Regions from separate parts of the Homo sapiens genome. Here all the other regions are linked to region 6. A link is a contact called in ENCODE Hi-C or POLR2A ChIA-PET data. All regions are on one chromosome and are shown on one strand. The core of a region is the stretch at or near the end of the contact, and the rest is flanking DNA. Distances in the headings are between cores, read along the strand shown. Region 1 holds the start of ZNF383 (zinc finger protein 383). Region 2 overlaps RYR1 (ryanodine receptor 1). Region 3 has its middle 57 kb from the start of ZNF568. Region 4 overlaps RYR1 (ryanodine receptor 1). Region 5 holds the start of MAP4K1 (mitogen-activated protein kinase kinase kinase kinase 1). Region 6 holds the start of SIPA1L3 (signal induced proliferation associated 1 like 3). Region 7 holds the start of ZNF875 (zinc finger protein 875).

Region 1 (2,700 bases), core at 1-2,500, 690 kb after region 6:
GACCAACACGGAGAAACCCCGTCTCTACTGAAAATACAAAATTAGCAGGGCGTGGTGACACACGCCTGTAATCCCAGCTACTAGGAAGGCTGAGGCAGGAGAATTGCTTGAACCGGGGAGGCGGAGGTTGCGGTGAGCCGAGATTGCGCCATTGCACTCCAGCCTGGGCAACAACAGCGAAACTCCGCCTTAAAACAAAACAAAACAAAAACAGAGAAGTGTAGGCTGTCATGAGCATTCTTGGTATCAGAGGGGTGAGGTCTCTCCTCTCGAGAATCTGTCCTGACCTCACAGGGAGAGCTGGAGTCACAAAGACAGTCACAAGCACCCCCTACCCAATGCTGCAGTCACCCAGCCACCATGGGGACCCACATAGACCTCCACAGGCACGCCTCACCCAAACAATAACACTATATATGGTCACACAATCATTGTCCCACATCTACCTTGAGGATAAGTTACACTAGCATATTTACAGACCCCTCAAACATAGCACCATTCAGAACCAGAGTGCTACAGATAGTCACAATACCACACGCACTACTGAGCCACACAAAGTTACAGTTCCCCCCTCCCCAGGACCCCTATTGAGCACTACACACAATCACACATTCAAAATAACACAATGACCACTAGGACACACATATCACCCCGGCACGATTACACGCACTTTCCAACCGCAGACACAGTGCTACATAAAGTTACATGGTCACACTCTCACATTCTCACGTTACTGGGTTATTTCTGGGTAGTAGATTTACTCAGTAAGGCATCCAGTACACTTAAGTGCTGCTAACAGTCATACAAACACAATTACACACACCCCTCAGACTAACACACAGTCACAGCCTCATCAGATTCTCTCCACACAAACACCCTCCACAAATGTCACGCAAAGTTACACAGCCACACACAATCACAGTCCCAACACGGGACACAGTCATACCTACACATACAGCCTTACATTGTTACAATTACACAACTACAACGAGGATATACAATCACACCCGCGCACACAGAGAGGCACAGTCACATAAGGTCACACTCACACACGGAAGCCCACGCCTCGCGCCCGCCTCCCCACCACCCCCTCTATCAGCCCGACCAACTCATACATGCCCGACACACTCATACATGCCCAACACTCCAGACCAGCCTGGTCAGTCCCTTCAAACTCCCATGCACGTACCTGCGGGCCCCAGCCGAGCCTGCAAGACCCAGGCCGCTCACCGCGCACTTCCCCTACCCTTGAGGCGGAGGGTCCAGCAGGCAAATGAAGGGGCTGCCCTGGACTCGCGGGGGCCTCTGGGAAATACAGTCCGGAGTAGGACCGCGCCGAGAAGATGGCGCCTGTTTTTTCGGGTTCTTGCAGCTGCACAGCTCGGGGACATCCCTGCTCCGCACTCCGAACCGCTACCCCGCGTCTCCGTGATCCAGACACAGGCTCAGAGTGAAACTGCCGTAGGACGCTGGCCCTGCACGCTGAAGACAATCTTCCTCCATGGTACCGGCCAACCCCAGGGAGTTCCCTGAGAAACAGGAAAAGGTCGCCAGCTTCGGGCCAGATGTTGACTAGAGCCGCAAGGATTTTTGGGAACTGTAGTCTAGAGCAGGAAGGGGTGAGGCGCTGGGGCAAGTGGAAGGAGGTCGCTTAAATGACTTCCTGCCCCAAGCCGACTCAGTGCAGAACGCACCCAGGACCCCGGACTGTACTAGGCGTTATAACGCTCTCTGAGAATGCTAGACTGACTAAATCGTCATTTTTGCCTTCATCCGTGGATAAGCCACATACTGTATGACTGCATTTATAGGAAATATTTAAAATAGTCAAATCTACGGAAAAGGAGTAAGTTAGAGTTTTTTAGGACTAGCAGGATTAGGGGGAACTGTGAGTGATTGGTAATAGCTAAAGGGTTCATTTTTGGGGTAATGCAAAGCTTCTTGAATTAGATAATGATGTTTGCACAACTCTGAATACACTAAAAGTGACTGAATGGTACACCATAAACGAGCTAATGTTATAGTTTGTAAATTATATTTGTGTGCATGTTTTTTAAAAATCAACTTTACTGAAGAATAATTTAGATACAATAAAATGCACTCATTTTAAGTGAACTGTTCGGTAAGCTTCAACGCATGTCTAAACCCTTGTCACCACCATCGTAATCAGGATATAGAATATTTTTTAAAATTAAAAAATTTTTAAGCATTTTAGTTAAATTTTTGTGGGTACATAGTAGTTGTATATGGGGTACATGAGATGTTTTGATACAGGCATGCAATGCGTAAGAATCATATCATGTAAAATAGGGTGTCTATCCCCTCAAGCATTTATCCTTAGTGTTACTGGATATAGAATTTTTTTTTTTTTTTTTTTGAGTTGGAGTCTAGCTGTCACCCAGGCTGGACTGCAGTGGCGAGATCTCGGCTCACTGCAAGTTCCGCCTCCCGGGTTCAAGCGATTCTCCTGCCTCAGCCTTCCGAGTAGCTGGTATTACAGGTGCCCGCCACCATGCCTGGCTAATTTTTGTATTTTTAGTAGAGACAGGGTTCGAGCTCACAGGCTGGTCTCGAACTCCCGACCTCGAACTTCTGACTTCGTGATCCGCTCGCCTCGGCCTCCCAAAGTGCTGAGATTACAAGCGTGAGCCACCGCGCCCGGCGGATATAGAATATTTTTATTCACCGCCCTCTGCCCCC
Region 2 (2,700 bases), core at 60-2,559, 600 kb before region 6:
AAAAAATTAGCTGGGTGTGGCGGCGCCCGTGCCTGTGGTCCCAGCTACTCAGGAGGCTGAGGCAGGAGAATCGCTTGAAACCAGAAAGCAGAGGTTGCAGTGAGCCGAGACCGTGCCACTGCACTCCAGCCTGGGCAGCAAGATCGAAACTCTGTCTCAAAAATAAATAAATAAATAAAATAAAAAATAAAAATAAAATAAAATGAAATAAAATAAAATTACAACTGGCTCCACACTCCCAATCCCCTCTACCTGGCTCTATTGTTTTCTTCTTCCCATAACACTGATCACCTTCTAACACTAAACGATTTAGTTATTTATGATGCTAATTGCCTGAATCCAACATAGGAGTAGTTGCAGGAGAGCAGGGGTCATTTGTCATCTTCACTGCTGTACCCCAGCATCTAGAACAGTGTCTGGCACATAGTAGAAGCTCAATAAACATCAGATAAGGGGAGGACGGATTGAGTGCATGAACAGGTGTCCTAGGTGAGTCTGGTCTGCAGAACTGGTGTCTGCAGGTGGGGCGGGCATAAGCGGGGGGTATTTCTCCGTACCCAGGTGGGCAATGAACTCCTGAGAAATGTCCATCCAGCGCAGCAGCTGCTGCAGGAAGCCAAAGGCAAACCGCTTTTCAATGGAAGACGAGTCCAGTTCCATGTCCTTAAGGCCTCTGCATGGAGATGTGGAGAGAAGGATCAGCCCAGACGCCGGCCCTACAGTTTCCCACCCTTCTCAGGTCCGCCTCTGCTCCTGCTGGCCCCGTCTCTATCAGCTTTGGCTTCACCCCAGGTTGGGGCTCCACTCTGAGTCCCCCATGCCCCACCCCACTTAGCCTTCTCCCCTCTCTGGCCCCACCTCTGTTCCCCAGGGCCGGCCCCTCTCAGCCTCCTCCCCTTTGGCCCCACCTCTGTTCCCCGGGCCCTGCCCTTCTCAGCCCTTCTCTCCTCTTTGGTCCCGCCTCCACTCACCAGTCCCCGCCCCTCTGTACCTCCCCACCCCTCTCTGGCCCCGCCTGTGCTCCCCAGCCCCCGCCCCTCTCAGCCTCTTCCTCTTTGGCCCTACCTCTGTTCCCCGGGCCCCACCCTTTTCAGCCTTCTCTCCTCTTTGGTCCCGCCTCCAATCACCGGTCCCCGCCCCTCTCAGTCTCCTCCACTCTCTGGCCCCGCCTCTGCTCCCTGGGCCCCGCCCTTCTCTTCCTCCTCTCCTCTCTGGTCCCGCCTGTGCTTAAGCCCCGCCCATTTCGAACTCCTCCCCATCTGGCCCCGCCTCTGTGTCCAGGCCCCACTCCCTTAGCTCCTCCCCTCTGGTTCCATCTTTGCTCCTCAGGCCCCGTTCCTCTCGGCTCCACCCCTCTCTGGCCCCGCCCCTTCCAGCCTTTGCCGGGTGTGTTCTGCCTGCTGCTCTTCCGCGGGAGCCCCAACCCGCGTGCCTTGTAACCGCGTAGCCATTCATCTGCAGGAATTTCAGTAGCTCCTGGGCCTTCTCTCGATCTCGTGCCTTCTCCTTGGCCGTGAGCGTGTCGTAGGGGACCAGCAGGGGGTGGGTCCCACCGCCTGGGGAGGCAAAGACCAGAAATCAGGGCTCTGGGGAAGACCCGGGCCACTCTCACTGAAGTGGTTCCTGCAGTGCCCGGCATGCGTAATTATGGTGATAAAGAAGATACGAATAACGGAAACATTGCTTGCTGGTGCTCATCTCATTACCCCATGGTGGTAAACGCTGTTATTATTCCCATCTACAGATGGAGAAACCGAGTTTCAGGGGCATGAAGGCAATCAGCAAAACCACACGGTGAATCCACGGGGGTAGCGTGGGGGCGGCATGGGCGCCCTCACCTTTGGCTTCCAGCTCCTGCTTCTTCTTCCGTCCCCACGTGTTGTGGTAATTTTCTGCCAGTTGTTCTGCCATGGCCTGGGAGTGGATGCAGAGTCAAGGGCTAGATTCAGAGGATGCCAGCCCCCCCAAAGACACCCTATGTCCCCCCAAAAGGATCAGGGCTCTCACCTGCAGCTCCCGGGACAGGGTAACAGCACTAAGGTCGGGGGGCTGAGGGTTGTAGCCTTCTCGAGGATCATAGGTCTGAGAGGACAAGGGGAAGATGGGAGGTGGGCTGATGGGCTAGCAGGAAGCCCAGGCCAGCCCCTCCCCAGGCCCCACTAGTCCATTCTACCCCCTCCACCCTCCCCTGGCTCAAGACCCCTTGTCCTTTCCTTAAGGCCCTGTCTCTAAACCACCCCATCCTTCTCTCCTCTGCCCTTTGCAGTTCTTCAGACCCCTGCCCTCTCCTTTCCCAGATCTCAGGTTTCTGCACCCCTCTTGCCCCACCTACCTCCCTGGGCCCCTCTCCTCTCCATCCCTTCCCTGTCTGGCCATGCCCCTTGTTCTAGACCCTCCCCCCATCGTGCCCCTGCCCTCCACCCAGGCCCCGCCTTCACCTGGGCACTTTGTGATATCTTCCGCGTTTTTTTCTTTTCCGTCTTCTCCTCCTCACCCTCCCTGGCCTTCTCTATCGTCCATTCCCAGGCAATCATGGCCTTCAGGGACTCCTTGATGGGCCAGCGGTAAATCTCTTTGTCCTGGGGTGGACAGGAGGGTGGGGAGTTGGTGGAATGGGATGAGAGAGGGGTGGAGGAAGGACCCCAAAGGAGAAAACCCTGACCATGTGGCTAGGCAATGGTCCAGTCTGGATTCCAACTC
Region 3 (2,700 bases), core at 68-2,567, 930 kb after region 6:
TTCTGTTGTTCAATTTCCCTGCCAAATCACTGAGGCATGTTCTCTGTCAACACTGTTGTGAGCATGAATAAAATCCAGGGAAGTGGAAATTCTAGATCAGATGAGACAATGTTTGCAAAATAGACAGCCCTAGGCTGCTTTAGGAAAATGCTACATAAATGCAGTTTCCTCCCCTCTTCCCCTTTGTCCAAATCATGAATGTAAATATTTTAGATAAATTTCTGAAATAGGACACTGTCCTGAAAACCAGTAAGTCCTTTCCAAGAAAATGTCAAATGCAACTTACCTCCGCCATCACTTCAGACGCACAGCAGTTCTCTCCTCTTCTGGGTTCTTAAAGAAAGATGTGGAAAAACGTTAAGAAGCCATCCTGAATCCCTCCCTGAACCCCTTGGGAGGCCAAACTCCTGCCCCACCCCAGGCACTGAAAGGGAGACCAAAGAAGCTGCAACGCCACCGCTCTCTGTCATCCTCACAAAGAAATGCAGGTGACCTTAGGAGCCCAGAGAGAAGTCCTGGGAGAGCCCCCCAGACCGTAGCCCTCTTCCTCCATAACAGCCTAACTTGGGAAACTTTCAGGCCTAGCGTCTTACACTGAGCCCAAAAGTCTGTGGCGCCAAGACACAGCTTAAATGGACCCACCTGTCAGGGTCTCAAACTGCTGTCCTTTAGGCTGGGGGCACCTTTATGGGTCTAGATCCCTGGTGGCTACTGGGTGAAAGAACAGAGAAGTGGATATAGCAGGGACTTCCCAGCCCCAAACTCTAGAACCATTTCCACCCTCAACACACACCAGAGATAGACCCGATGGAGGGAAGGCCATTCACAGAGATTCACTACCTACTGACTAGTCTCAGTTGGGGTTTGCGTAGACGGCCAGGACCCATCCACAGGGCAGACCCCGCCCAGCGTATCCCCAGAATGTACAGCGAGGGTGTCCCGCCCCCTCCCAGGCCTCCCAAAGATGGGGTCGATGACCCGGCACACGCTCACACTTACATGCACAGCCACACAGAATACCGTGCAGACAGGACTCCCACCACAGCCCCGCAGGCACAGCGGGCACAGATCGCCAAGCACCTGTCGCTGGGCCCACAATCCAGGTCCGGGGAGAACTGCCCGGACTTTTAGTCCAGACAAGAGGACGCAGGGCCGCGATACCCTAGACCTCCTAACATTCCCAGACCGCTCCAGCGCCAGCCTCACACCACACCCACTCCCTGCCTGCGCGCGGCCCGACACTGCCCTCTGCCGAGCTGGGGGCCAGTGGCCCTGACACCCTTCTCCCATCCCGACTGCACCGCCCCGACACTCTCTTCCTTCCCCATCGCACAGCCCTGACCTCCCCTAGCGGTGAAGCGTGGGCATGCAGCCCGCACATCTCCGAGAGCCACCTGTCTTTTAAACTCCAGACGACCCCAGCTCCTCGCCGGGACGCCTCACCGCCCCCTTCGGCGTCCTAGCACTCAGGTCTGAACGAGTCCATCCCAACCCAGCGAGCTCCGCAGCCCGGGACGTTCCAGCCCTTTGCTTTCCAACACCCGCCAAGGAAAGGTGACTAGCCTTCTTCGGCCGGAAAAGGTTGGCCGCGGGGCCCCCTGGGAAATGTAGTCCAGAGGTGGGTGCGCCACCCGGGGCCTGGACCGCACCACGGTCACTGGCGCTCACAGTCATGTCCAGTTCCCCGCCTCCAGTGAAGCCGAGGCCAGACTGCCCAGCTGCACCCGAGCACCCTCCCAGGAACTGGGCAAACACACAGGCCCAGGCAGCAATAGTTGGCCGCTGACGGCTAGAAAAAGGCTGTGGGGCCGTGGAGGCTTCAGAAAAATGTAGCCGCAAACCCGGGAAGGGGCGGCCGGGCCCGCCGCCAGGGCTTCCAGAGTCCGCGAAGTTAACCCGGCTGCAGCCGCCCTCGCCCCAAACGGAGGGTCAGGGAGTGGGGTTTGTGTGTGTGCCCAAAGGCCTCTCACAAGTGCTGTAAAAAGCCAGGGAGCGGACCACCCAGGGTACCCTCCACAGGGAGCCGCGCTCTGGGGTGGATCAGGAGAGGGCGACTCCCGGCCACGCCACGAATTAGGAGTCGGCCCGGACCTGGGGCTTCACTGACCTGGGCCACAATCCCGATAAAGCCGGGTGGCTAAGTTTGGGCTGGGAATTCATGCCCCAGTCCAGGTCTTCTGGCATCTCAACATTTAAGTCACTAATTTCTGCTCGGGCCGGGCCACAGGCTGGCCTGGAGGGTGTCTGGGAAACGACCTGTCCTAGAGGTTTGGGGATGTGGCCTAGGAGAGACTGAAGGGGCGCAGTCACAGGCTCAGGATGCCGAAGGGACTGGAGAAGGATGAGGGATAGTTGGGTCTGCAGCGGAAATAACGGAAAACCAATATAGTGGGCTGCAACGTCATTATTTGAGGATTAAGTTGCAGAAGGATATTTAATGACAGAAGTATGTTCGAGAAATACTTTAGGACCTGGAAAAGTGCCACTAAAATAAACCAATTTTAGTAGCACTTTTGTGTTACTAAAAGTGCTACTAAAATAAAAGCACTTTTGTGTTACTAAAAGTGCTACTAAAATAAACCAATTTTTTAAAATAAATACTGTATTTAAAAATGTTATAGGCTGGGCACGGTGGCTCACACCTGTAATCCCAGCACTTTGGGAGGCCAAGGCGGGCGGATCACGAGGTCAAGAGATCAA
Region 4 (2,755 bases), core at 138-2,637, 650 kb before region 6:
TGCAGTGGCGCAATCACAGCTCAACCCAGCCTCAAGACATCCCCTCTCGTCCCCATCCCCACCCCCGGGCTCAAGTACCCAGCATCCAGAGCAGCTGGGACTACAGGCACACACCGCTACACCTGGCTAATTTTAATTTTAATTTTTTTTTGTAGAGATAAGGTCTCCCTATGTTGCCAAGGCTGGTCTCAAACTCCTGGGCTCAAGGGATCCTCCCACCTCAGCTGAAACTTGCTTTTTTTTCTTTTTCTTTCTCTTTTTTTTTTTTTTTTTTTTTGAGACGGAGTTTCGCTCTTGTCGCCCAGGCTGGAGTGCAGTGGCATGATCTCAGCTCACTGCAACCTCCACCTCCCAGGGTCAAGTGATTCTCCTGCCTCAGCCTCCTGAGCAGCTGGGATTACAGGTGCCCGCCACCACACCTGGCTAATTTTTTGTATTTTTAGTGAGATAGGGTTTCATCATGTTGGCCAGGCTGGTCTCGAACTCCTGTCCTCAGGTGATCCACCCGCCTCGGCCTCCCAAAGTGCAGGGGTGACAGGTGTGTGCCACCGCGCCCAGCCATAACACTCTTTATCTGTTATCCTGCTAATGGAAATGTAGGTTGCTTCCAGATTTGTATTTTGTTTTTGTTTTTTTTTTCTGAGACAGGGTCTCACTCTTTCACCCAGGCTGGAGTGGTGCAGTGGCACGATCTCAGCTCATTGCAGCCTCCACCTCCCAGGGTCAAATGAGTCTCGTGCTTCAGCCTCCTGAGTAGCTAGGACTACAGGTGCATGCCACTGTGCCTGGTGAATTTTTGTATTTTTTTGTAGACGGGGTTTTGCCATGTTGCCCAGGCTTGTCCCAAACTCCTGAACTCAGGTGATTTGCCCTCCTCCGCCTCCCAAAGTGTTGGGATTACAAGCATAAATCACCAAGTTCACCCACAGATTTCTTTCAGACAACACTTTTCTTGAACATTCTTGTGCTGATTGCCCATGCATTTTTGCAAGAGGTTCTCTAGAGCAGCATAAAATGTTCTTGACCGCACTCACTCAACCATAAGAATACATTTTACAATGTGACTCAAAAAAAAAAAAAAAGGTTTCATGACATAATTCTGACCTTTGCTGTGTAGCACACTCTGCAGTGTTCTATTTTATTTCTAAAGATGCTGGTCACGAGTTACGCATTGCTAAATTAATTTCATTACCTCCAGACGGGTAGCAACATGCAGTGTGAGAAATGTTGCTCTGGGGTATGAACAGAAGCAAAATTTTCTGGCTCTCAAAAGTGCTTTGTAAAAACCCCAGAACTTTGCAAAATGCTTTCTAAATGAGTAACATGCTTTGCAAATCATGAAGGGCTCTAGAAACCACAGAGCATGGAGACATAATCACACCGGAACCCCTCACCTTCTGCCCTCACCTCGTCTGCTTGCCTACCCCTCTATCATGAGCAGTGTGACACTGTCTGTCTCAAAAATCCACCTCTGGCCAGGTGTGGTGGCTCATGCCTGTAATCCCAGGACTTTGGGAGGCCGAGGCGGGTGGATCACCTGAGGTCAGGAGTTCGAGACCAGCCTGGACAACATGGTGAAACCCCGTCTCTACTAAAAATACAAAAATTAGTTAGGCATGATGGTGCGTGCCTGTAATCCCAGCTACTTGAGAGGCTGAAGCAGGAGAATGGCTTGAACCTGGGAGGCGGATGTTGCAGTGAGCCAAGATTGTGCCATTGCACCTAGCCTGGGCAATAAGAGCGAGACCCTGTCTCAAAAAAAAAAAAAAAAAAAAAAAGAAGCCCACCTCTCCACAGGCGCCTGGGACACTATCACCTCCATTCACTCCTAGACTTTGCTCTTGTGATTTGCTGATCTCTCTGTGTCATCATTCATTGCCCATCCCTTTATTTATTTATTTACTTACTTACTTATTGAGACGGAGTCTTGCTCTGTCTTGCCCAGGCTAGAGTGCAGTGGCACGATCTTGGCTCACTGCAGCCTCCGCCTCCTGGGTTCAAGTGATTCTCCTGTCTCAGCCTCCTGAGTAGCTGGGACTACAGGCGTGTGCCACCACACTGGCTAATTCTGTATTTTTAGTAGAGACAGGGTTTCGCCATGTTGGCCAGGCTGGCCTTGAACTCCTGACCTCAGGTGATCTGCCTGCCTGGGCCTCCCAAAGTGCTAGGATTACAGGTGTGAGCCACCACACCTGGACTATTTTTTTAAAAAATTATTTTTATTTTTTGAGACAGAGTCTTGCTCTGTCACCCAGGCTGGAGTGCAGTGGCGTGATCTTGGCTCACTGAAACCTCTGCCTCCAGGGTTCAAGCGATTCTCCTGCCTCAGTCTTCTGAGTAGCTGAGATTACAGGCATGTGCTACCACGCCAAGCTAATTTTTGTATTTTTAGTAGAGATGGGGTTTCGCCATGTTGGCCAGGCTGGTCTTGAACTCCTGATCTCAAGTGATCTGCCCGCCTTGGCCTCCCAAAGTGTTAGGATTACAGGCATGAGCCAGGCCTTTTTATTTTTCATTTTTGTGGGTACATAGTAGTTGTATTTATTTATGGGGTAGATGAACTATTTTGATATAGGCATGCAATACGTACTCACATCAGGGTTAATGCGTTATCCATTCCCTCTGGCATTTATCCTTTCTTTGTGTTACAGTCTACTTATAGTCTTTTAGTTGTTTTACTTTATTATTAATTTTTTGAGACAAAGTCTGTCTCTACTACCTAGGCTGGAGTGTAATGGAGTGATCATGGCTTGCC
Region 5 (2,826 bases), core at 234-2,733, 710 kb before region 6:
AACCCCACCCCGCGGCAAGCCCAGGACCCTGAACACCCCTTGCTGTCTCCGGAAAACCCTCTCCTCCGCCCCGCTTGGCCAGAGCGCTTCCTCCAACCGGGCTCAGACCTGTCGATACCCTTGAGCAACTTGCCCACGTTGGCTCTCATCTGCTCAAACATCGCCATGACTTCTGTCGCCTTCCACAACCAGGGCTGGAGGCTAACACTGACCCGGCACGGCGTCCTCAAGGACGGGAACAGGAAGAGGTGGTGGAAACGGAAACGACGTCGTTGTTGTCGCTCCAGCTCCTTGGGTGCGGTAAAGGGAAAGGCTCTAGCAGCAGCCGCCACGCTTTCCGGCTGCCACGTGACTTCTTCCTCGCAGGCGCAATTGGCGCGTGCGCATTCGCGCCACTCAAGCTGGACAGACAGCGTGAGAAAAATCTTACTGGATCCCAGTGCGCAGGCGCCTCTCGTGGCGAGGGGGCGGGGCTAAGCTTTTCCCGGGCCTCACAGACCCAGTTCCAGTGCCGGTAGCGCGGGAGCGTGCGCGCGCGAACTCACCGGGAAGCACCCGGAGCTCTGGCGGCGTGCGCGCGCGTTGTATTGCGCGCGGCCATGAGGCCACGGAGCTCTGCGGGAATGCACGCAGCAGCCTTACGTTTAGGCCATGGCCAAGTTCCGAGGGAGGTGTTCTGAGGTCCCTCTTGCCACAGGCCTGGGCGCCTGGTGCAGGATCCTGAGCTCTCCAGTTTCAAGTCTCAGCCCTTGGTCCCCAGCTCCAGGAGGAGGGTCCCACAAAGCTACTGTGCTCTGCCGGGCAGGGGCTGGGGTGAGGGCTCCTGGACTTCGCCGGATCGCGCCCCGTCTCCATTAGGTTCCGGTCTTGGAGCTGAGGGCGAGCGTCCCATTTGTACTGCCATGAATTATATATTATGTATAGGTTTTGTACACTGCAGGCCTACAAAATGCAGTTATGTGCCATGCATGTGGAGGTATATGTCCTGGGTACATCCACGTGTGTACTGTGCACACAGGTATCCAGGCAGATGCACGTCTACACGCCTGCGCAGTGCAGAGGAGGTAACCCAAGTGCATGTATGTGACAGGTGAACAGGCATGTACACTGCATAGCCATCCCTTTGCAGACCTGCCGCCTTCGGGTTGTGGCCAAACCTTCAAGCACCCAGCAGAGGTTTAGACACTACCTAGGAGACGGGGGCGGGGGTTCTAAGGCACCCCCCTCCAACCCAGTTACGATTAAGATCATTTGCATCACATTTACATCCAGCCCTGGGCCTTGGAGGTTGAGGGTGGTCCCTTGGGTCCCAAGACAAGCTGCCCCTCAGAGGCTCTCAGAGCCCAGGGGACGGGGGGGTGGAGCCCGTTGCACAGTCGTGCAGTGCAGCTGGGGCAGGAAGCGAGAGTGAGGAGGGGGGAGGCCACAGCCCGCGGAGGCAAGGCGGGTGCAGGGCTTCTGGGGACGGAGGGAGGTGCCAGAAGTTGAGCCCTGAGGCCCTGCTGGCCCCTGGGCGCAGGCCCAGCTCAGGCCCCCAGGGATGGACGTCGTGGACCCTGACATTTTCAATAGAGACCCCCGGGACCACTATGACCTGCTACAGCGGCTGGGTGGCGGCACGTATGGGGAAGTCTTTAAGGTGAGGAAGCCCCTCTGTCCCCAACACCCTACAACCAGTGACCTTTAAGGCAAGCCCTCGGCAGGGAGGAGGCTGCAAGAGGGGGTCCCAGTTCTTGACCTTGACTCAGGGATGCTGTGGAGGGACTCTGGCAAATGGAGCCTGCCTGACTGCCAACTTCCCCTTTGCAAGGCTCGAGACAAGGTGTCAGGGGACCTGGTGGCACTGAAGATGGTGAAGATGGAGCCTGGTGAGGAGGGAACATGGAGCTCCTTCCCCACATCCCCACCTTCGCCTCCTGGGACACTGGGATCACCTCCCCTGTAGCTCTCTCCCCATGCGAGCTGCCTTTTCTCTCCCGCCCTCCTCACAGATGATGATGTCTCCACCCTTCAGAAGGAAATCCTCATATTGAAAACTTGCCGGCACGCCAACATCGTGGCCTACCATGGGAGTTATCTCTGGTGATGAACCTCAGACCCACCCTGGCACCCAGCCCAGCCCCTAACCCGGAGTCCCCATTTCTTGATGGGGGTACCCTCAGTTCTTTTTTTTTCTTTTCTTTTTCTTTTTTGAGATGGAGTCTTGTTCTGTTGCCAGGCTGGAGTGCAGTGGCATGATCTCAGCTCACTGCAACCTCTGCCTCCTGGGTTCAAGCAATTCTCTGCCTCAGACTCCCGAGTAGCTGGGATTACAGGCGCTCACCACCCTGCCCGGCAAATTTTTGTATTTTTAGTAGAGATGGGGTTTCACCATCTTGGCCAGGCTGGTCTTGAACTCCTGACCTTGTGATCCACTCGCCTCGGCCTCCGAAAGTGCTGGGATTACAGGTGTGATCCACCGCGCCTGGTCTTGGCACCCTCAGTTCTAACCTTGAACTTCCATTTCTCACCATAACCCGACCTCCCATCCTGGACCCCCATTTTTGACTGGGCTAACCCTACCATGATCCTCACTCCTAAGTCCCACTTTTCTGACCAGAGCAGCCTCTAATCTAATCTCCAATCTAAAATTCCCATTTCTGACCAAGAGTACCCCAAATTGATCTCTTCATAGTAACTGAATTTGAAATCAACTCCCTTGAAACGAAGCTCTCACCATTCTGCTCTTTGGCTCACCCAGTTTCACTCTCTGCTCCTTTAATATAAACTCCTAAATTCCCTGATCCCCAAATTAATATTCCAGATGCCCCAATAATGACCTCTGCT
Region 6 (2,700 bases), core at 92-2,591:
TGAATTATCTCCTGGAACCATCCAAACAATCCTGGCACAAAAGTCCTATGACTACCATTCCACAGATGGGACACTGAGGATGGGAGCAAATGTGTGGGGGAGCTCAGGGCTGTCATGTCACAGCCCACAGTCAGGCAGTCTCTGGGCCAGATGGAGAATATTGAAGAACAATTATAATACATAAGAGCTGCTACTTAGTGAGAGATGGCGCTGGACTAGAAATACAATCTCAGCAAATCCTTACAACCCTTTGAGAGTGATCTTGTTATTATCCCATTTTGTAAATGAGGAACCTGAGGTAGTAGGAAGGGAAGTCAACTGGACCAGTTCTGAATCTGGCCCTCGGGGGTGACCAATACTACGGCCAGAGCCCCACCCTCAGAGGGTCTCTGGGCCACTAGGAAAACGCTGAATAAATGGTACCATTTACTGAGCGTTATATGCCAGCTGCTGTGCTAAGCACTTTACACATGGTATTCTCACTGCATCCTGAAAACAACTCGACGAAGTGGTTGCTATTTAAATCCCCATTTTATAGATAGGGAAACCAAGGCACAGAGAGGTGAAGCCAGTTGCCCAAAGTCACACAGCTGGTAAATGTTCAAATTTGAACCTGGGGTCTCTCTGCCTTCCAAACCAACGCTCTTAACAAAATAATCTCGGTTAACAGCAGCTAGCCTGCATTGGGTGCTAACTAAGGACTCACCTCTTTACATGCACACGCTCAACTAATCCTCACCCTATGCAATCGATAACATCTTCACCTCATTTTTCGGAGAGCTAACAATAACCCAAATACGTAGTAAGTGCCTCCTATGTGCCAAATGTTTTATTATATTATCTCAACAGAGTCTCCGCCAAGATGCTCTCCTACTCCGTTTTACTGCAGGGGAAATTGAGGTTCGGCGCGGTTTTCCCAGATCGCGGCTCCCGAGTGGCACAGCCGGGACGCGAATCCACCGCTCCCCGCCTCCAAGCTCTTCACCACAGCGCCGGGGTGCACGCCTGGAAAGTTGAGCCATGCGGGCACGAGTCCGGCTGGGTCCGGAGGGCGCGAGTCCCGGCGCCGCCGCCCCCCACGGCCAGTACCCACACCCGGCCGTCCGCCCGCGCTGACCCTCGGGGTCCGGGCAGCCACCGATTCCCCGCCACCCTTGCGCGAGGCCGATCCTGCACCCGGAGCCACGTACCTGGACGCCCCGGCTGCCCGCCTCGCGGGCCCCACGATCGCGGCGTCCAGCTCCGCGCCGCTCGCTGGAGACGCCGCCAGCTCCGGTGGCCCGAGTGACTTCCAGGCTGCCCACTTCCAAGCCGCTTCGCGCGAGTCCTCCTGGGAACTGTAGTTTCGCCCTAGCCGGCCGCGAACTCAAAAAGAGAATGGCGCGCGGGGGCTGCCGGGAGCCGTAGGCGCACCGCCGCGCTGCCTCCTAGGAACGGTAGTCCGCTGGTCGCCTTCGTGCAGCTCCAGTCTGTAGAGCACTTCCGCAGCCCCGAGGGGCGTGAGGGAGGGAGGTGTGTCTCCTGCAGACTACAGCTCGAGAGCCGCGCTCTTCGCCCCGCCGGGGCGGTTTCTCCTTTCTCCTGGCCCCGTCTACCTCCTCCCTTCATTCGGCGGAACCTCTCCCTCACTCTCTGCCAGGCTCGAGTCACTTACCCCTAGGACGCTAGCCCGGGGGAAACGGGGGAAGCGGAGCAGTGCGCTAGACCCCCAGCGGAGGGGGCGGTGGAGGAGGGCGTAGATGCACGCCCGCGCACGCGCGGTCGTCGGCAGACCCCGGCCTAAATTGCCGCGGGACCCCGCGGAGAGGATTTTTTTTTTTTTTCTTTCGAGAGCGCGCGCGCGTTCTCGCGCCGGGCGCGCGCCCATGCGCACGCGCGTTCAGACCCCTGGCCTCGGGAAGTCCGCCGGCTGCGGGGTTGGGGGCCAACCGTTCTGTGGGCGGAGTCCTCTCGCAACATCCGCCAGGTAGCTTCTTAGTTGCTGCCCCTAGCTCTAGGAGCTCCTGAGTGCACACGCCGTACCCGTCCCTTGTCGGGAATCCTGTCGCAGGTAACAGGCGCAGCCAATGCTTTGAGATAGAGACGCCCTGCCTTCCCTGCCACGTGCAGGAGGCCCGAGGGTGAGGGGCCCCAGGTGTAGTCGCCTGTCCCCGGCGTAGGCGGCTCCAGAGCTCTGCCTTCGACGGGAGCCACAAGACCCAGGGGCTGCCTAGGGGCCTTGTTATCTTGCATTCTTTTGTTGATCGCACATTCCTGAGGGTAACTAGTGTTTGTAGAGTACCTACACCTTGGGAAATTTTGTCCAAATTTAATCCACCTGGTGACATAACCAAGCAGCGGAATACCCCGCAACACACACTCCTTTTTTAAGGTATATTGCCACTCCTCCATAAGAGTTACCGAGGGAATTGACTGGAATTGCAAGGTCCTCTGGTGGAGAAGCCGGAGTCAATACCCTTTCCGCCTCAGCCTGCCTTCTAGGAAGATGTTCACTAACACTTGAAGCTGGGAAGCATATGTTTCTTCCTGGGAGAGCACATTTTTCCACTCATTCAACAAAAATGGATTAACCACCTATTCCATGTCAGGTTGGGTGATTATGGAGACACAAGAGAAATCCAGACAGACTGGACTCCTACCTTCAGGGAGTTTTCAGTCCAGTAGGGATATCAGGCCACCACCAGACTACAACAATGTAGA
Region 7 (2,700 bases), core at 1-2,500, 570 kb after region 6:
AAAATTCAGGTCAGACTATGTTTGGAGCCGAAAAGACCAAAGGGATTGTGACCAACTCAGCATTCCACTGGAGGTTATATGATTAAACGGTAAACTGTTTATCATGAATGCAGGATGTGAGCAAACGCACACTGCCACCAAAAGATGTGCTGAGAGCCATCACTGCCTGGCGCCTGGCTCCTTGAAGTGATCTACCAGGAAATCTAGCGCCTATTGTTGGAAGGATGCAGTCTTGCAATTGCGAACCAAACGGCCAACTGACAATTACCTGACAATCACCACCCCCTAACTTGTTATCTGTTTTACCAATAAATACGGGAGGGTTGTGTAAAGCTCAGGGCCCTTGTCCACTAGAGACAAAGTGCCCCCGACCCCTTCTTCCAAATATACTTTTTTGTTTCTTGTCTTTTATTCCTTTTGTTCAGTCCACCAGGTCCGTGCAGGTTACAAGTGGCGCCCTGAACAGCGACAGAATCGGACGCTCTACAAGACTATATCAAAATCCTCCTTGTTCTATGGACTAGGAATGACTAGGGCTAGGAATGACTTTGCCCAATACCAACAAGGCAGCCTCCAGGACAAGAAAAGGTAATGGGACCCATTCTGTTGACAGCCAAGATAGAATTACAGTTAATTCTCACCTCTTTTTTGGCTCTCAGGAGCCCTGTGGCCATTTTCCTGGTCTCCTGAGTGCTCTTCCTGGAGAAGGGCAAAGTCTCAGAAGACAGATCTGGGGATGTGAAGAGAAATAAGAGTGGCCTAGGTGGAAACACCCTCCCCACGAAGTGAAGCGCAGTCCGCTCCAGAGCCCCACAGTTGGGGTCTGGGATGTCACAGAAATCACCAGAGCAGCCAATTCCCATCCAGTGGGGGGCCAGGATGACCCAGCCACCCTCAAGCTCAGCCGCAAGCTCGGGACAGGGAGTGAAGCCCTTGTCCCCAAGCAACGGAGTGAGGGTTTATCTCTAACCCTGTGGGCTCGAATGAAAGGAAAATGGCCTGGAGGTGCCCAAAGGAGAGCGCCCTAGTTCTGAGATAGCTCTGCGGCTCCCAGCCGGCGTCCCCGTAACACAGGGACACGCAGAGGGGCATGCTGACTGCCTATAGGGCACTCACGGAACGCGGGTGCACGCTGCGGATCCTGAAGCCGAAAGTCAGGTAACAAGGTGCAGAGGTGTGGGAAAGACCTTAAGAGGGAGGCCTTCCCGGGTCCCAACCAGCTTAACGCGCCTGGGCCACCGACCGGAAGTGTTTCTGACGTCAACGCTACACACTGAAGGGTAGGGAGGGGAGCGGAAGTGACCGCAGAGGCCTCTGGGGATTGTAGTTTCGGAGCTACAGAGGCGGAGAAGTCGGCTTTGCCCACCACACAGGGTGACTGACATCTGCACAGCGCACACAACCAAGTTTACGAACCCACTCTTAAGATGCCCAAGTGACGTTGACAAGTTTCTCTGTAAACCAATGAGATCTGCTGACCGCGAAGGCATCGCGGGACTGCCGAAGGATTCTGCAAAATGTGGTCCCGGTGCTCTGCGGGTGGCCAGTGTGCGCTGACCTTCAAGGTGCGGGTGAGCTGAGCTCACTACGCAAGTCTCCGCCCTGATGCGCCCTTCCCTGAGCAGGTGCCAGGTCGGGACAGACGCGGCTCAGGGAGAGACGATGCTCTGCGGGAACCACCAGTTTGGAGGCGACACCGGCCCTTTGTCCCCTAGAGTAGGAGGGTGTACCAGGACAGGGAACCCCAAGGCTATTTTCGCGGAGAGCAGGATTGGTTTGGGGCAAACTCCCGGAATGCAGATGGGGGAGACTGGTCGCGTGTCCCTAGGATTTTAGGGGATGCAGACTGAACTTGGGGTGAACAGCAAAAGATCCCCTGGTGGTGGTGGGGATCCGAAGCTTGATCAGGAAATTCCCGAGGTTTTTATTGGAGGCTGGGGTACAGGTGCGGCTTGGAGGAAACTTCCGGAGGGTGGGGTGGAGGTGGGGCGGTGTTGGAAAGGAGGCATAAGTCTGACCGTTTTGTTCAACAGGGGTGTTTTCTTTTTGCATTGATTTTATTTTTAAAGATATTACATTAAAATATTGTTTATCTTGATTACTGAGTTTTTTTGGTGACCCTTTAAATTCTGTATCCACAGTCCCCAGCATTTACAGAAGTGAGGGCCTGGCTTCTAGGGCATCAAGCAGCCAGAAAGTCCCTTAGGACAATTGTTGAATTGTCAGTGAGTCATCTTTTCCTTTCCTGACTTCCTTAATATCCACAATTTCCTCGTAACCATCCCTCCAAAGCCACACCCACAAGGCACCTCCAAGACCTATCATGAAGCAGATATTCAAAGATTATTTGTAAATCTTCACACCCTACCCCCTCCAGAATGTCTTCCAACATCCCTTTGCCTGGAGAAGTAAAAAACAAGGTTTGCATGTTGGGTATCAGCCTCTCCCATTGAGAGGGTGTTTAGGAAGGAGGATCAGCCGAGAGCCCTATTCCAGCCCAGGTAAATGACCCGGCCAAAGATTTAATATCTATAAATGTAGAATGCTTGTCACAGAACTCAGTGGGAACCACAGTCAGGCATGGGGCTGGGATTTAAGAAGCACAAATGAAAAGCAGGGACTAGAAAACTTAAGAAAGATATGGTAGGGGTGGGGGTGGGGGTACAGTGAGGATGTGGGATCCTGAGATAATCCAAATCA

The links. Hi-C counts contacts between places; a loop is a spot of excess contacts on that map. ChIA-PET counts read pairs that join two places held with the same protein, here RNA polymerase II (POLR2A). Pooled maps may share reads with other maps.
Region 1: a map of naive thymus-derived CD4-positive, alpha-beta T cell shows a loop between it and region 6 (8-fold over the local background). The contact joins the promoter of ZNF383 here to the promoter of SIPA1L3 in region 6. A Hi-C loop is called at or near these places in 2 of 168 maps with a recorded cell type or tissue (both naive thymus-derived CD4-positive, alpha-beta T cell) and 6 of 50 pooled maps. POLR2A ChIA-PET finds 5 or more read pairs at or near these places in 1 of 52 experiments (activated CD4-positive, alpha-beta T cell).
Region 2: a pooled map shows a loop between it and region 6 (2.4-fold over the local background). The contact joins the enhancer-like site here to the promoter of SIPA1L3 in region 6. A Hi-C loop is called at or near these places in 1 of 37 single-sample maps with no recorded cell type and 6 of 50 pooled maps. POLR2A ChIA-PET finds 5 or more read pairs at or near these places in 2 of 52 experiments (WTC11 and activated CD4-positive, alpha-beta T cell).
Region 3: a loop to region 6 is called in a pooled map, with 14 times the contacts of the local background. The contact joins the enhancer-like site here to the promoter of SIPA1L3 in region 6. A Hi-C loop is called at or near these places in 1 of 168 maps with a recorded cell type or tissue (CD4-positive, alpha-beta memory T cell), 1 of 37 single-sample maps with no recorded cell type and 8 of 50 pooled maps.
Region 4: a pooled map shows a loop between it and region 6 (4-fold over the local background). The contact joins the enhancer-like site here to the promoter of SIPA1L3 in region 6. A Hi-C loop is called at or near these places in 4 of 37 single-sample maps with no recorded cell type and 4 of 50 pooled maps.
Region 5: a map of CD8-positive, alpha-beta T cell shows a loop between it and region 6 (15-fold over the local background). The contact joins the promoter of MAP4K1 here to the promoter of SIPA1L3 in region 6. A Hi-C loop is called at or near these places in 3 of 168 maps with a recorded cell type or tissue (B cell, CD4-positive, alpha-beta T cell and CD8-positive, alpha-beta T cell), 1 of 37 single-sample maps with no recorded cell type and 13 of 50 pooled maps. POLR2A ChIA-PET finds 5 or more read pairs at or near these places in 2 of 52 experiments (HEK293 and HEK293T).
Region 7: a loop to region 6 is called in a map of CD8-positive, alpha-beta T cell, with 13 times the contacts of the local background. The contact joins the promoter of ZNF875 here to the promoter of SIPA1L3 in region 6. A Hi-C loop is called at or near these places in 4 of 168 maps with a recorded cell type or tissue (CD4-positive, alpha-beta T cell, CD8-positive, alpha-beta T cell and gastrocnemius medialis) and 5 of 50 pooled maps.

What each region holds. Positions count from the first base shown.
Region 1 is chr19:37,216,764-37,219,463 of GRCh38, reverse strand. ZNF383 (zinc finger protein 383) reads right to left here and starts at 1,250. Exons shown (of 6, transcript NM_001387601.1): 1 at 1,190-1,250. RefSeq lists an enhancer at 1,135-1,624.
Region 2 is chr19:38,505,685-38,508,384 of GRCh38, reverse strand. RYR1 (ryanodine receptor 1) reads right to left here. Exons shown (of 106, transcript NM_000540.3): 54 at 2,439-2,579; 55 at 2,008-2,082; 56 at 1,839-1,914; 57 at 1,433-1,556; 58 at 558-673. Among named protein-coding and RNA genes, the nearest start is that of RYR1, 73 kb to the right of the region's middle. RefSeq lists a silencer at 955-1,084 and an enhancer at 1,996-2,700. Within about 2 kb of position 1,309, at least 2 of the 41 ENCODE cell types and tissues checked have a DNase peak (open chromatin) inside an H3K27ac peak, as active enhancers do.
Region 3 is chr19:36,972,053-36,974,752 of GRCh38, reverse strand. It overlaps a transcript of ZNF568 not described here. Among named protein-coding and RNA genes, the nearest start is that of ZNF568, 57 kb to the right of the region's middle. Within about 2 kb of position 1,317, at least 32 of the 41 ENCODE cell types and tissues checked have a DNase peak (open chromatin) inside an H3K27ac peak, as active enhancers do.
Region 4 is chr19:38,558,252-38,561,006 of GRCh38, reverse strand. The region is part of intron 89 of RYR1 (ryanodine receptor 1); the gene reads right to left. Among named protein-coding and RNA genes, the nearest start is that of MAP4K1-AS1, 37 kb to the left of the region's middle. Within about 2 kb of position 1,387, at least 3 of the 41 ENCODE cell types and tissues checked have a DNase peak (open chromatin) inside an H3K27ac peak, as active enhancers do.
Region 5 is chr19:38,616,610-38,619,435 of GRCh38, reverse strand. It overlaps MAP4K1 (mitogen-activated protein kinase kinase kinase kinase 1), which reads left to right and starts at 1,483. Exons shown (of 31, transcript NM_001042600.3): 1 at 1,483-1,639; 2 at 1,811-1,868; 3 at 1,992-2,082. The coding sequence starts at 1,541. EIF3K (eukaryotic translation initiation factor 3 subunit K) reads right to left here and starts at 248. Exons shown (of 8, transcript NM_013234.4): 1 at 109-248. The coding sequence starts at 167. RefSeq lists an enhancer at 910-959.
Region 6 is chr19:37,905,849-37,908,548 of GRCh38, reverse strand. It overlaps SIPA1L3 (signal induced proliferation associated 1 like 3), which reads right to left and starts at 1,341. Exons shown (of 22, transcript NM_015073.3): 1 at 1,191-1,341. It overlaps WDR87 (WD repeat domain 87), which reads left to right and starts at 1,955. Exons shown (of 6, transcript NM_001291088.2): 1 at 1,955-2,050. RefSeq lists an enhancer at 630-689 and a silencer at 990-1,229.
Region 7 is chr19:37,333,199-37,335,898 of GRCh38, reverse strand. ZNF875 (zinc finger protein 875) reads right to left here and starts at 1,250. Exons shown (of 5, transcript NM_001353803.2): 1 at 1,117-1,250; 2 at 642-730. The coding sequence starts at 674. RefSeq lists enhancers at 1,086-1,185, 359-1,300, 1,396-1,505, 1,301-2,243.